Linked DNA regions of Homo sapiens: regions 1 and 2 are each linked to region 3. The links are chromatin contacts, found by Hi-C or POLR2A ChIA-PET in ENCODE. All regions are on one chromosome and are shown on one strand. The core of a region is the stretch at or near the end of the contact, and the rest is flanking DNA. Distances in the headings are between cores, read along the strand shown.

Region 1 (4,318 bases), core at 859-3,358, 180 kb before region 3:
CTATAATCCTACCACCACACTCTAGCCTCAGAGACAAAGCAAGACTCAAGCTTTTTTTTTTTTTTTTTTTTTTTTTTTTTTTTTAGAAAAAGGAGGTAACTGGGTATGGTGGCTCGTGCCTATAATCCCAGCACTCTGGAAGGCCCAGGCAGGCGAGTTTAAGTTCAGGAGTTCGAGTTCAGGCAAGTTCAAGTTCAGGCGAGTTCAAGGTCAGGAGTTCGAGACCAGCCTGGCAAACATGGTGAAACCCCGTCTCTACTAAAAAATACAAAAATCAGCTGGGCGTGGTGGCACACACCTGTAATCCCAGCTACTTGGGAGGCTGAGGTAGGAGAATCACTTAAACCCGGGAGGCAGAGGTTGCAGTGAGCTGAGATCACACCACTGCATTCCAGCCTGGGTGACAGAGCGAGACCCCCGTCTCAAAAAAAAAAAAAAAAAAAAAAAAAGGAGGCAATTAAGGTTAAATGAGGTCATGATGGCGGGACCCTAAAATTAGAGGATTAGTGTCCTCATAAGAGAAGCCAGAGAGCTGGGTACACACACAGAAGAGGTCATATAAGCACATAGTGAGATGGCAGCCATCTACAAGCCAGGAAGAGAGCCCCAACCAGAACCCGGCCTCTAAAACTGTGAAAAAATTAATTTCTGTTGTTTAACTCACTCGGTCTACAGCATTTTGTTATGGCAGCCAGAGCTGACAAACACAGATTATCAGTTTATTTTGAGGGAAAAAAATAATTTCTAATGTTAGGGAATATTTTTACATTGAAAATGCGGTCGGGCGCGGTGGCTCATGCCTGTAATCCCAGCACTTTGGGTGGCCGAGGCAGGCAGATCACTGGAGGTCAGGAGTTCGAGACCAGCCTGGCCAACATGGTGAAACCCCGTCTCTACTAAAAATACAAAAAAAAAAAACTTTAGCTGGGCATGGCGGCGAGCGCCTGTTAGTCCCAGCTACTTGGGACACTGAGGCACAAGAATCGCTTGAACCCAGGAGGCAGAGGTTGCAGTGAGCCGAGATTACACCACTTCACTCCAGCCTGGGTGACAGAACAAGACGCTGTCTCAAGAAAAAGAAAAAAAGAAAAATGCATATATTACAGAAGTAGTCAATGCTACTATACCTTGAATACTATTAAAGTGTATCACCATTGCTTAGTTTCTAGGGATAACATCTGCTCAGAGCAAATCTCAATGGGTGATCTCTTTAAAGAACAATCAATACCCAGGCAGCTACTTAGAAAGTCTGGGCCATAAACGTTTAAGAGATTTACTGGAAAAATTACTAGCTTTAGAGTCAAATATTAATAAGTAGACTTAAGGACCTACTTGGCCATTTAGGGAGCTGTGTAACCTTAGACAAAACACTAGAACTCCTTTGGTCTCAATTTCCTCCTCTGTAAACTGAGGGTTGCTCTGAGGACTGAAAGAAATAACAGTTTCATTCAACAAATATTTGAGTGCCTACTAGGTGAAAATGAACTGAAACGCCTACACAGGCCAGGCAGTGACATGAGGAGTGAGTGATTGCAGCAGGCTGAGTGCAGGGTGACAAATGGCACTGGCAGGGAACCCTGGAGGCAGGGACAGAAGAGGGATAAGGTGCTCAGGCAGATGGGCCACCACCACCCAGCCACAGAGGAATGGTAGCACAGCTTTACCAGGCCTTCTACCCTTTCAAGAAAAGTTAAAAATATAAGTCTCCCAAATATAAACTCATTTGAACTCAAAATGTAAAATTAAAACATTCTGCAGGCACAAGCATACACACACCCACAAATCTACAGGCTGAAACCAGCTTTATGCCAGCAGTTTGTGACCTATAGTTTGTATCTATAAAGCAATCAACACAACGGCTAGTGTTATCTCTATCTTTTAAACCAACATCTTTATCCTTTAAAATAATCGTTCCTTAGACCTAGAAAGTTACAGGGTCAGATAGCATTTAGGGGTCTAAACTATTCTTCACTGAAGAACTGCAGATGAACAGGTATTCTTTGGTACTGCAAAGTAGGACACTCTAATAGAGAAGAGGTTTAAACAAAAGCCATTCAGCTGAGACTGCAGGACAATGCAGCTATTCACTTCTACACAGGCTCTCACTGGTCTCGCACTGCCTCTCCCTGCTGACCCCTCAGGCTCACCACAGAAAGGCACCACAATGTGTCAGGCCATGAAGACTGCAAAAAGACAAGAGCCCCATACATGCAGCACGCTCTGCCAGGTCTTATATGTATGCTTTACAGAATCTAAGGTCTCCAACGTCTGACCATGTTGTTCCTTCCTTCCTCATAGTCACTGCACACTGGAGGGTGTAGAGGCTGGCAAGGTTAGTCACCTGCCCAATGCCCACAGATCAGGAATGGCAGGCTGGAGCACCTCTCTGGGGGCAAGTCAACATCCTTCTCACCAGCACACTGCACCTTAATGTGGATGCCAAAATAAAGGCTTCCTGCAAAGCAAAAAACTCAAAGGAAGGCTTCCGCCCTAGGGTGGGGGACAGGGAAGCAGTCTATAAACTGATGAGACCCTAAATCCACCCTGTCCTCCTAGAACCCAGCACAGCCCCACAGCCAGTGCCTTGGAGCGTGGGTACCCCAGCACCCCAGCACAGCTGTGCCCAAGAGCCCACCCCTGGCTCCCAGGCTGCAACTGTGGCAGGGCCGCATGGAAGCTCTGTCAAGCCAGCAGCAGAGGTGCTCCTCCCTCCTCCTGAGCTCTGTCCAGCTGGAGACAGCATGGAATTAGCAATGGTCATATGTTTCAAGATGTTTTAGGCTTTGAACCAAACTCAACAAGAGGGCCAGCAGTCAGCATGGGGAGTCCCACTGGATGCAACCCTCTGCCAGCCTGCCTGCAAAAGGGCAGGTGAGGTGCTGTGAAGATGAAATCAAAAGTCTTCAGGCAGAACTCAGGCTTTTCTTATCTAGTCAAGGGAATTCTTATTGTTAGGATGCCTCGGACCACTGGCTGCCTCTGTTACAGCCACTGCCCTGTCCTCATCAACAAGCACAGACTTCGTACTGAAATCCCCACCTCCAGGAAGAAAAGCTTCCCTCAGCTCAGGAGGTACATCCTTAGTGTACAGCCATCACACAATTCTGTCCCTTCCCAGCAGCTGGGTCACACAGGGGCACGGAATGCAACTCTCCAACAATGAAACATGAGGGGAATCTGTGGGAAAGCTTCTAGAAAACATTTCTCTGCTCTTGGAAAAAGACATTCAGGGAAAAGTGAACACTGGCTGGGTATCTGATGATAGGAGAGAACTGCTGATTCTCGGGACATAGGAGGTGACAATGGTATTAAGGTTATGTTTTTGAAGAAAAAAAGTCTATCTTTTAAAATATTTAAGAGTTAAATAAATGTGGTCTAAGATTTGCTTCAACATAATCTAACTTTTGCTTCAAAATAATGGGGTGGAGGAGGGGAAGAAGACAAAACTGAACTGGCCTTGTCGAATGAGCTGATGGCACATGGGGACGCTTTATGGCACTCTCACTGCTTACGTGTATGTTTGAACCTTTCGATATGAAAGTTGAAAACAGAAGAGGAGCTCACAAAGCAGCAGCCTCCTCTCTGCCAGGCCAACCGTGCGTGTGGTACCGGTGCTGTGCCTGTGCTGAGAGCTCTAGGAGGCAATGCACACAGGCTGAGGTGCCCAAGACTCCGGCTCCGAGCTACTGGCAGATCCCGGAAACTTCCTACGTCATGCAGAATGACACATTTCCCCACTGCTCTAATGATTCTGAGTTGGGCTTTCAGTTACTTGTAACCAAAAGCATCCTAGCCCACACACACTGTGCACCTGTGGCCCACTCTGAAAGGCCTCCCTGCTCTGAGTCACTGCATTCGGACCACCAAGGAAACGAACACTTGCCAAGTTAATTTTAAACACCAAATCCAGTCTTTGTTAGCCGCTGCCTGAAGAGCTGAGAGAGGATTCTCCGCACACTGGCTTTAGGGAAATGAAGAGCTGGAGGCTGACTACTAGGTCAGGTGTCTAAGTGCAGAGACAACACTGATACAACAGTGTCCTCTCTGGTCTGAGACTTGGCAAATAAGGGAAAGTCATTCAAATAGTTATGGGGCATTGGGAACTGCAAAGAGGAACAAGTTATAATCTTAACTCTAGAGGTTCAGAGACTAGTAGGAAAGATTAATGAAAAAATTAAAATAAAGGCAACAGCAAAAGCACATGCAAGCTACACAAGAACCCCAGAAGCAGGAATAATTAACTTGGTTAGTATCGGGGAGGTAGGTGGCAGAACTTCCTGGCAGAAGGGAGACATGGATTGATTGTATGTCTGTGTAT
Region 2 (4,468 bases), core at 1,671-4,170, 220 kb before region 3:
TTCTCAAGTACAGTATCTTCAATATCTCTTATGAACATTAAAAATCCTCAAAAAATACTAGCGAACCAAATTCAGCAACATATAAAAATAATTAACATTATAGCCATGTGCGACTTATCCCAGGAATGTAATGTTTGTTCAATATACATCATAGTTGTCATATTAATATAATAAAAGACAAAAAACAACATATTCTCTAAACACAGTAAAACGCTTTCATGCTAAAAACACTACAAGCAGGGATTAGAAGAGAACTCCCGCAACCTGATAAAGACCACCTACAGGCTGGGCACAGTGGCTCACATCTGTAATCCCAGCACTTTGGGAGGCCAAGGCGGGCGGACTGCCTGAGGTCAGGAGTTCCAGACCAGCCTGACCAACATGGTGAAACCTCATCTCTACTAAAAATACAAAAATGAGCCCAGCGTGGCAGCACACTCCTGTAATCCCAGCTACTCAGGAGGCTGAGGCAGGAGGATCGCCTGAAGCCAGGAGGGGGAGGTTGCAGTGAGCTGAGATTGCGCCACTGCACTCCAGCCTAGGCGATGGAGCCAGACTCCGTCTCAAAACACACACACACACCACACACACACATACACACACACACACCCCCCACACACACACACCCCCCACACACACCACACACACACCCCACACACACAACCACACCCCACACACACAACCACACACACACCACACACACACCCCACACACACCACACACACACCACACACCCCACACACACACCCCACACACACCACACACCACACACACACCCCACACACAACCACACACCACACACCACACACACACCACACACCACACCACACACACACCACACCACACACACACCACACACACACACCACACCACACACACCACACACACACCACACAACACCCCCCACACACACACCACACACACACACCACACACACCACACACACACCACACACCCCACACACACACCACACACACACACCACACACACACACACCCCACACACACACACACCCCCCCCCCACACACACACACACACACCATCAACAACATGGTGAAAGACCGGATGCTTTCCCCCTAAGACCAAGAACAAGGGAAGATGTTTACTCTCACTACTTCTATTCAACATTGTGGTAGACGTGCTAGCCAGGGAAATCCGACCAGAAAAAGAAAAAAAAAAAGCATGCAGACTGGATTGGAAGAACTAAAACTATCTCCATTTACAAATGACTTGATTTGGTATGTAGAAAACACTAAAGAATGCATGCAAAAACTTAGAACCAATAAACAAGTTCAGTGAGGTTACAGGATATAAAACCAATATTTAAAAATCCATCGTATATTCTATACATCAAATTAAGAAAACAACAATAGCATCAATAAAAACACCTAACAACTTCAACAAAAGGAAACTACATAACATTCTTAAGATCCAGTAAAGACAAACCTAATAAGTAGAAAGATATTCCATGTTCATATATCAGAGGAATTTTTGCTCATTATCCAAACTATATTCCTTGCCCATCTGTTTCCTCTTAATTTTAACCGAAGTTGGATAAATAGAAAAGTGTAAAAGTGCAAAACACACTGTCTGAATTGAATGGCTGGATAAAGACTTTTTCTTCTAAGTTCCTACCTCCCCTTCTCCATCAAAGTATGGGAACTGGGGTACACGTATCACCCCCAATCCAGTCAATATGGACCAGTGTTATTAGGGCCGGTTCTACCACTCTGTACAAAAAATCTTCCAATATCCATATTCTGAAACAAAAATCCCTCTCCCTGTTTACAAAATTAAGGAAGGCTTTTGTCAGAACACAGGGAATATAAAAATTTCCAGCTTGGCTGGAAATGTTGGCATTTTTGACAATACAAAGGTGGAAATGGCATAATAGAAGCTCTGAGGGTGCTAGCAGAGTGCTACTTCTGCCCTTTGGCACCAGTAATCCATCCTCTACCACAGAAGTGAGCGTGGAATGCAATCACGTTCCATTCCTTCCACCCAAAAGCTTGCTGCCAAAAAGCTGGGCTGGCATTTTAAGACGATCTCAACAATGACACCACTGGTACAGATAACGTGAGAAGAGAGAACTAGAGCACAGACAGGTGACAACTCAAAATTCATTTCAGCTTTACTAGTCCTTCACAAAGGGAGGTCAAATGGGACGACACCGGGGAAAGACAGGCAAGGAAAACACCATCGGAAACTGGAGAGGTAAATGAACTGTGAGGAGGGCAGAAAGCCAATTTCCACAGATGCCTGCTCCTTAAGGCACTGTAGGAGCTCAAAGTTCACACTGGGTAAGAGCTGCTGAGTGCCCCCTGCAGGTGCAGATCAAGGCACAATTCCTCTTTGGGTCTCAGGTGGAAAATGCCCTGGCTGCTGCTACATAACTTATAACCAGGCTCCAGAGAGATGCAGGCATACTCACAACAGAGGAGCCCAGGGATGATTCTGTGCAGGAAGAAATCCACAGCTCGCACTGGGTAGTGAGCCTGTCCTGGGGCAGAGCTGTAACGTCACAGGCCTGCACTTTCAGCAAGACCAACCTCATTTGAGGTATAAAAAGAAAATGAAGAGAGATAGGCTTCTGTTTCCCTGTGTGAAAAAGGATGATCCTGTCTACCTATGAAATGTGCTGCCCACCCAATATCAACCCCCTTCTTCTACTGACAGCCCAGGGTAACCACCCTCCCCCACTCTCAGAGTGATGACACCTTTGTTTGCCTCAGTGGAACCTGGCCACAGCATCAGGGCTCTCCCAACCCATTACGGTAATTAATTCTAGAACCTCTCTTCTTGTGGACTTAGAGCTATGCAGGTACAAGCCTGGAGCTGTTGGAGCCAACAAATGGCAGTGCCTGCCTAAGAGAGAGGCAAAGCAAAAGAAAGCAGAGTCAGGGGCAGTGAGAACCGACGTCTAATGCCTGGCATGCGTCCAAAGGAGGACCGCAAGACCCACACACCCAGACTTCTCAGTTCCATGAGCCAAGTCACTCCCCTTCTCCCTTACACCACTTGGAATGAGGCCTGCATTGCTGGCAACCCAAAGCATCTCTGTACTATATCAAAGGGATGTAATGCAGATTAGACAAAATGCATTAAAGACAGGAAAACCATAAGTATGGGACAAATGGCAGCTATTTTATACCCTCATTATTTGTGCTATGCTTTGCGTGCAAAAAACCAGCTCTTCAAAAATATTTCAATAGAAGTGAGGAATTAGGAACATAATTTTCTTTAAAAATGGGCTTAAAAGGCCATACAACTAATTCAAATTAGGCAGCCAAAAAAAAAATGTATGGACATTATTGAGACATGGAGGTTAAACCACCTTCTCTAGAACTGATTCCAAAGGTTAAAACCACCTTCTCTAGAACTGATTCCAAAGGGAAAGTATCCATTTCCCCTTTGTCAAGCGTCCTTAGGAGGTCTCAATGACAATTTTCTCAGGGTCACAGGAAAGAAAATAATTTGTCATTTGTAAGCAAAAGAAAAAAGCTCAATTAGGAATATGCTTTCATCAAGTGGAATCAATGTTTTAAACTCTCTCCAAATCCTCCATGCCCTGTAACTTGGAAGTTCAAGTCCAGAGCACAGGGTCACCTTACAGGTGATTTGGTCTCAAACTAATCATTTTGTTACTTCTGTAATAAAACCGGACTCCCAGAGCACCAGTCTTGCCCTAGCCTCTACCACTGGAAGGCTACTGGAGAGGATACCGCCTCTGAATACCAATAGGTGACCATGTGCATCTTCCTTCTTCTCTCCAGCATTTCTCTAGTAAGCATGCTTGTGTCTGAAGTACTTTGTTGGGAGCTGGGATGCAGAAAGGGAAGTCATGGTTCTCACTCTGGAGTGCAGTCCAACGTGGGAACACACACAATCAACAGCATGTAGGATTCAGTGTGAGGTTTTCCTAACAGCACACACACAATATGACCTATGAATCCAAAATAGGGCCAAACAAATTTAGAAAGGATCCACTGTGCCCACCAACCAACCCTCGGATGTGACCCGTACTACGTGGGTCCATTTAACATTAACTGAGAGTGTGAGCGGCTTTAAATGTGTGCACATCCTACTTAACTCAGGAATACCCTGGGCTACCATGCTCAGTGAATATACAGCGAGAGAGAACAAATTCCAAAGACTCTTCCTGAACAGATGTAGCAGGGGCAAGGAACTCCTGACAGGGGATAATGAACAAACTAGCCAGCTTCCCTCTGCACCTGGACAGGCCCAGGTGCCCCACTACTCTGCGAGTGTGCCCATCGGGACACTAGGGAACAGAGAATTAAAGACAAAGTCTCCAAGTCATGTCCAGGAGTTAGGGTTCCTGAAGTTAGAATCTCTTGGCCAAACTGGAGGCCCAGTTTAAGTTAACCCTGTTAATACTATGCCTTCCTCAGAGAAAAGAACTTACAGCGACACGCCAAGAGTGACTAAGATCAGTCTTGAAGAAGAG
Region 3 (4,277 bases), core at 987-3,486:
AGTGGATAAACAAAATGTGGTATATACATACAATGGAATATTATTCAGCCTGAAAAAGCAAGGAGATTCTGACACGTGCTACTACACGGATGAACGTTATGAACATTGTGATAAGTGAGATAAGCCAGACACAAAAGGACACATCCTGTATGATTCCACTTACATGAGGTCCCTAGAGTAGTCAAATTTGTAGTGATAGAAAGTAAGATGGTGGTTGCCAGGACCTGAGAGGAGAGGGGAACGGGAAGTGAGTGTTTAATGGGCGCAGAGTTTCAGTTGGAGAGTGTGAAAAAGTTCTGTGGATGGGTGGTGGTGATGGTTGCACAACAGTGCGAAGGTACTTAATGCCACTCAACTGCACACTTAAAAATGGTTAAGATGCTACATTTTAGGCTAGGTGCGGTGGCTCATGCCTATAATCCCTGCACTGTGGGAGGCTGAGGCAGGTGGGTAGCTTGAGCTTAGAAGTTCAAAACCAGCCTGGGTCCAGGCACAGTGACTCATGCCTGTAATCCCAGCACTTTGGGAGGCCGAGGCAGGTGGATCACCTGAGGTCAGGAGTTCGAGACCATGCTGGCCAGCATGGTGAAACCCCGTCTCTACTAAAAATACAAAAATTGGCCGGGCATGGTGGTGGGCGCCTATAATTCCAGCTACTCAGCAGGCTGAGGCAGGAGACTCGCTTGAACCCAGGAGGCGGAGATTGTAGTGAGCCAAAATCATGCCATTTCACTCTAGCCTGGGAGAAAGAGCGAGACTCTGTCTCAAAACAAACAAACAAACAAACCCCACCAACCTGGGTAACATGGTGAAACCTTGTCTCTACAAAAAAAATACAAAAATTAGCTGGGCGTGGTGGTATGCACCTGTAGTCCCAGCTACTTCAGAGGCTGAGGTGGGAGGACGGTTTGAATCCTGGAGGTGGAGGCTGCAGTGAGCAGAGATGGTTCCACTGTACTCCAGCCTTGGCAACAGAGTGAGACCCTGTCTCAAAAAAATATGCATTTTAGGTATATTTACCCCACACACACACATACAAATAGGCCAGTGCAAGATGAGCCAGAAGAGAGCTGCTTCGTTCAGTCTGAGTGACTAAGAGTGATGATGCCATCCACCCAGACAGGAAGCAGACCGGGTGAGCGGGTTTGTGGGGAGAGATGAGGTCAGCTCTCAGAGGTGACAACGCTCCTAATGATCAAACCCTCAGTAGAGGCCCACTGTGCCCGCATGGGAGGTGCTTTGCCCCCACCTCCCTCAGCCTTGCAAGGTGAAGGCTCTTGCTTTCATTTCACAGGGAAGCTAACGGTGTTTAGCCAGTATGACCCAGATTTGTCCAGCCCACTGTGCCTGTCTGGGTTCGGGTGCTGAGGGCCATTCCTTGTGATGCGGCCAGCAAGCAAGGGGCGACCTGGAGCTGAGAGAGGAGGTGAGAGTCAGAGGAGCTGCAACATTTCCTGCACTGAGATCCTGGTAAAGCCACAGGCATGGCTTGGCCCCCGCAGGAAGGAAGCAAGAGGGAGAGAAGGGGGAAGCCCTACATGTAAGACACTCTCTCTACTGAGTCCTGCCGATCACAGCAGCTCCTCCTGGAGAAATGTCCACCCCAGTGTCGCCAAGTTAAGACCTCGGCCTTGCTCAGCACCTGCCCAGCAGCTGATGCTAGGACCTCTGCCAAGCATGAGGAGAGGAGCCAGCTCAGAGTGACTCATTGTACATCAGCCTGGCTCCATGGATCCGGATCAACGCCCTGGACCTCACCTGGCAGTGAGGAACCAGTGGGAAGAGAGGTGCGTGCTGGACTCCACTGGACAGCACGTAGTCTCTCGGTGGAAGCAAAGACACCAGCCTTGCACCGAGCCAGCCCAGCCAGGGAAGAGTGGAGAGGAGGCAAGGCTGGGGGCTGGTGGGTGACTGTGTAATTCCCAAGCCAGGTGAAAATCTGTACAGGTTTTGAGGAGGAGGTCACTTCTCAGCTCCAAATAATAGAAGCATCCAGAAGGAAATAACCAGAGGCTTCTGCCAATTGATCTGGAGACTGGGAAAAGGTCCCACAGTTATTAATAACCTCTGTGTTCTGGGAACTGATTTCATGCACCAGACAAAGGGATTAAAAAGTTGCTGGTGAAGGCAAAGTGGTTTCAGCCAAAGCTCTCCTTTCTGTCTCCCAATAAATGAGCATTTTTCTCCACAGAAACCCTTAGAGCTGATTGGCCCTTTGACAAATCTGGTGAGCTGGGAGCTGTGTGGCTGATTGGCATATTTTGATAACCACTCTGTCGTCGTGAAGCACTTTCTTCCGGCAACCCCCATTTCACTCGCTCTGAGTATGGGGGTGAAAACAGTTGCTTCTGTAGCTTCTGAAAAAAAGCTGAGGATGGAGCCCACTCCTGGCCTGAGCCCTTAGAAGCATGTCCTATAGGAATCCTGGAAGAGAGACACTATATTAATTAATCCTTCAAAGTTAATGCAATGAACTTCAACTCGTACAACAGAGTTGTGGTGATGCTGTTACACAGCTGCCCTTCACAGGTATTGGGCCCACTCAGTAAGGGGATACAAATAAATAGGTTAAGATCTGAGAGACTGTTAGAGAGACGGCTTCCTGTAGAGACAGTGTTAGAAACCACAGTCAGGGCTGGGCACGGTGGCTCACGCCTGTAATCCCAGCACTTTGGGAGGCCAAGGCTGGCGGATCATGAGGTCAGGAGTTCAAGACTAGCCTGGCCAACATGGCGAAACCCTGTCTCTACTAAAAAAAATACAAAAATTAGCCAGGCGTGGTGGCAGGTGCCTGTAATCCCAGCTACTCGAGAGGCTGAGGCAGGAGAATCACTTGAACCTGGGAGGTGGAGGTTGCAGAGAGCCAAGATTGTGCCATTGCTCTCCAGCCTGGGCGACAAGAGACAAGAGCAAGACTCTGTCTCAAAACAAACAAACAAACAAACAAACAAACAAAAAAACCAAAGTCAGCACAGTTAGTTTGCTCACTTACTAAACTATGAGCAACTTGAAGGAAGGGTAAGTGTCTCACCCATATCCATACCCATATCTGACAGTGCCCATCAAGATTAGCTGCTTTGTAAATTAATAATAATTGAATGCTGTTGTGACATGGTGTTATTTCAAAAGACAACCAGCCACTACTTACAACTCCATTCCTGTGATAATATATTTCCTGGTCTCAGCCAAGGAGATAAGAACTGAAACTGCCTTTGCAAAATTATGACTGAGACAGTGAAAGAGATCTAACTTCACCGACTCCATCTTCCTTCTAACTTCTAAGCTATCCTTGTTCTTTCCTGGGCATAGGCTAAACTAACTTTGGGAGAAACTTAGTTTATAGTTTAAACAAAGATGGTAACAGCCCTTTCCCAAGCTGACCTCCTTCTTGCCTGAGGACTAGATTGCCTTTGTAGTACTAACACTAGCTACAAGATTAGAAATTGTGGTTTAGGAGTCATGCAGCTGGAGGCTACAAGATTCTGACCCTCCCTACCCTGCTCCTAAGATCAGTGCCTGAGATATTCTTCAGACCCTGCACTTGATGGATCAGCTGGCACCACCCAGATCAATAAACTGGCTCATCTGATCTTGTGGTCCCCATCCATGAACTGACTCAGCACAAGAAGACAGCTTCCACTCCCTATGATTTCATCTCTGACCTGCCCAATCAGCACTCTTGGCTCACTGGCTTCCCCTCACCCACCAAATTATCTTTAAAAGCTCTGCATGGCCAATGCTGGGCACGGTGGCTCACACCTGTAATCCCAGCACTTTGGGAGGCTGAGGCGGGTGGATCACGAGGTCAGGAGATCGAGACCATCCTGGCTAACACGGTGAAACCCCGTCTCTACTAAAAATACAAAAAATTAGTCTGGCGTGGTGGCAGGCGCCTGTAGTCCCAGCTACTTGGGAGGCTGAGGCAGGAGAATGGCGTGAACCCGGGAGGCGGAGCTTGCAGTGAGCCGAGATTGCGCCTCTGCACTCCAGCCTGGGCGACAGAGCGAGACTCCATCTCAAAAAAAAAAAAAAAGCTCCACTCCCCGAATGCTTGGAGAGACTGACTTGAGTAATAATAAAGCTCCAGTCTCCCGCACAGCCAGCTCTGCGTAAATTACTCTTTCTCTATTGCAATTCCCCTGTCTTGATGAATCGGCTCTGTCTAGGCAGTGGGCAAGGTGAACCTCTTGGGTGGTTACAGAAGTATCTCTTGTCTTTGTTCCCACCTGTTCCCATTGGTGGGATCCCCAGTCCCCAAGCACAGTCAGGAGCAGATC

The links. Hi-C counts contacts between places; a loop is a spot of excess contacts on that map. ChIA-PET counts read pairs that join two places held with the same protein, here RNA polymerase II (POLR2A).
Region 1: POLR2A ChIA-PET joins it to region 3 with 12 read pairs in activated CD4-positive, alpha-beta T cell. The contact joins two enhancer-like sites. POLR2A ChIA-PET finds 5 or more read pairs at or near these places in 12 of 52 experiments (B cell, CD4-positive, alpha-beta memory T cell, CD8-positive, alpha-beta memory T cell and 8 more).
Region 2: a loop to region 3 is called in a map with no recorded cell type, with 2.6 times the contacts of the local background. The contact joins two enhancer-like sites. A Hi-C loop is called at or near these places in 1 of 37 single-sample maps with no recorded cell type. POLR2A ChIA-PET finds 5 or more read pairs at or near these places in 1 of 52 experiments (AG04450).

The regions. Positions count from the first base shown.
Region 1 is chr2:121,517,808-121,522,125 of GRCh38, forward strand. The region is part of intron 6 of CLASP1 (cytoplasmic linker associated protein 1); the gene reads right to left. Among named protein-coding and RNA genes, the nearest start is that of CLASP1-AS1, 10 kb to the right of the region's middle. Within about 2 kb of position 2,109, at least 4 of the 41 ENCODE cell types and tissues checked have a DNase peak (open chromatin) inside an H3K27ac peak, as active enhancers do.
Region 2 is chr2:121,478,036-121,482,503 of GRCh38, forward strand. All of the region lies in intron 8 of CLASP1 (cytoplasmic linker associated protein 1), which reads right to left. Among named protein-coding and RNA genes, the nearest start is that of CLASP1-AS1, 50 kb to the right of the region's middle. Within about 2 kb of position 2,921, at least 6 of the 41 ENCODE cell types and tissues checked have a DNase peak (open chromatin) inside an H3K27ac peak, as active enhancers do.
Region 3 is chr2:121,698,440-121,702,716 of GRCh38, forward strand. The region is part of intron 2 of NIFK-AS1 (NIFK antisense RNA 1); the gene reads left to right. Among named protein-coding and RNA genes, the nearest start is that of NIFK, 36 kb to the right of the region's middle. RefSeq lists enhancers at 1,259-1,378, 1,536-2,035. Within about 2 kb of position 2,237, at least 19 of the 41 ENCODE cell types and tissues checked have a DNase peak (open chromatin) inside an H3K27ac peak, as active enhancers do.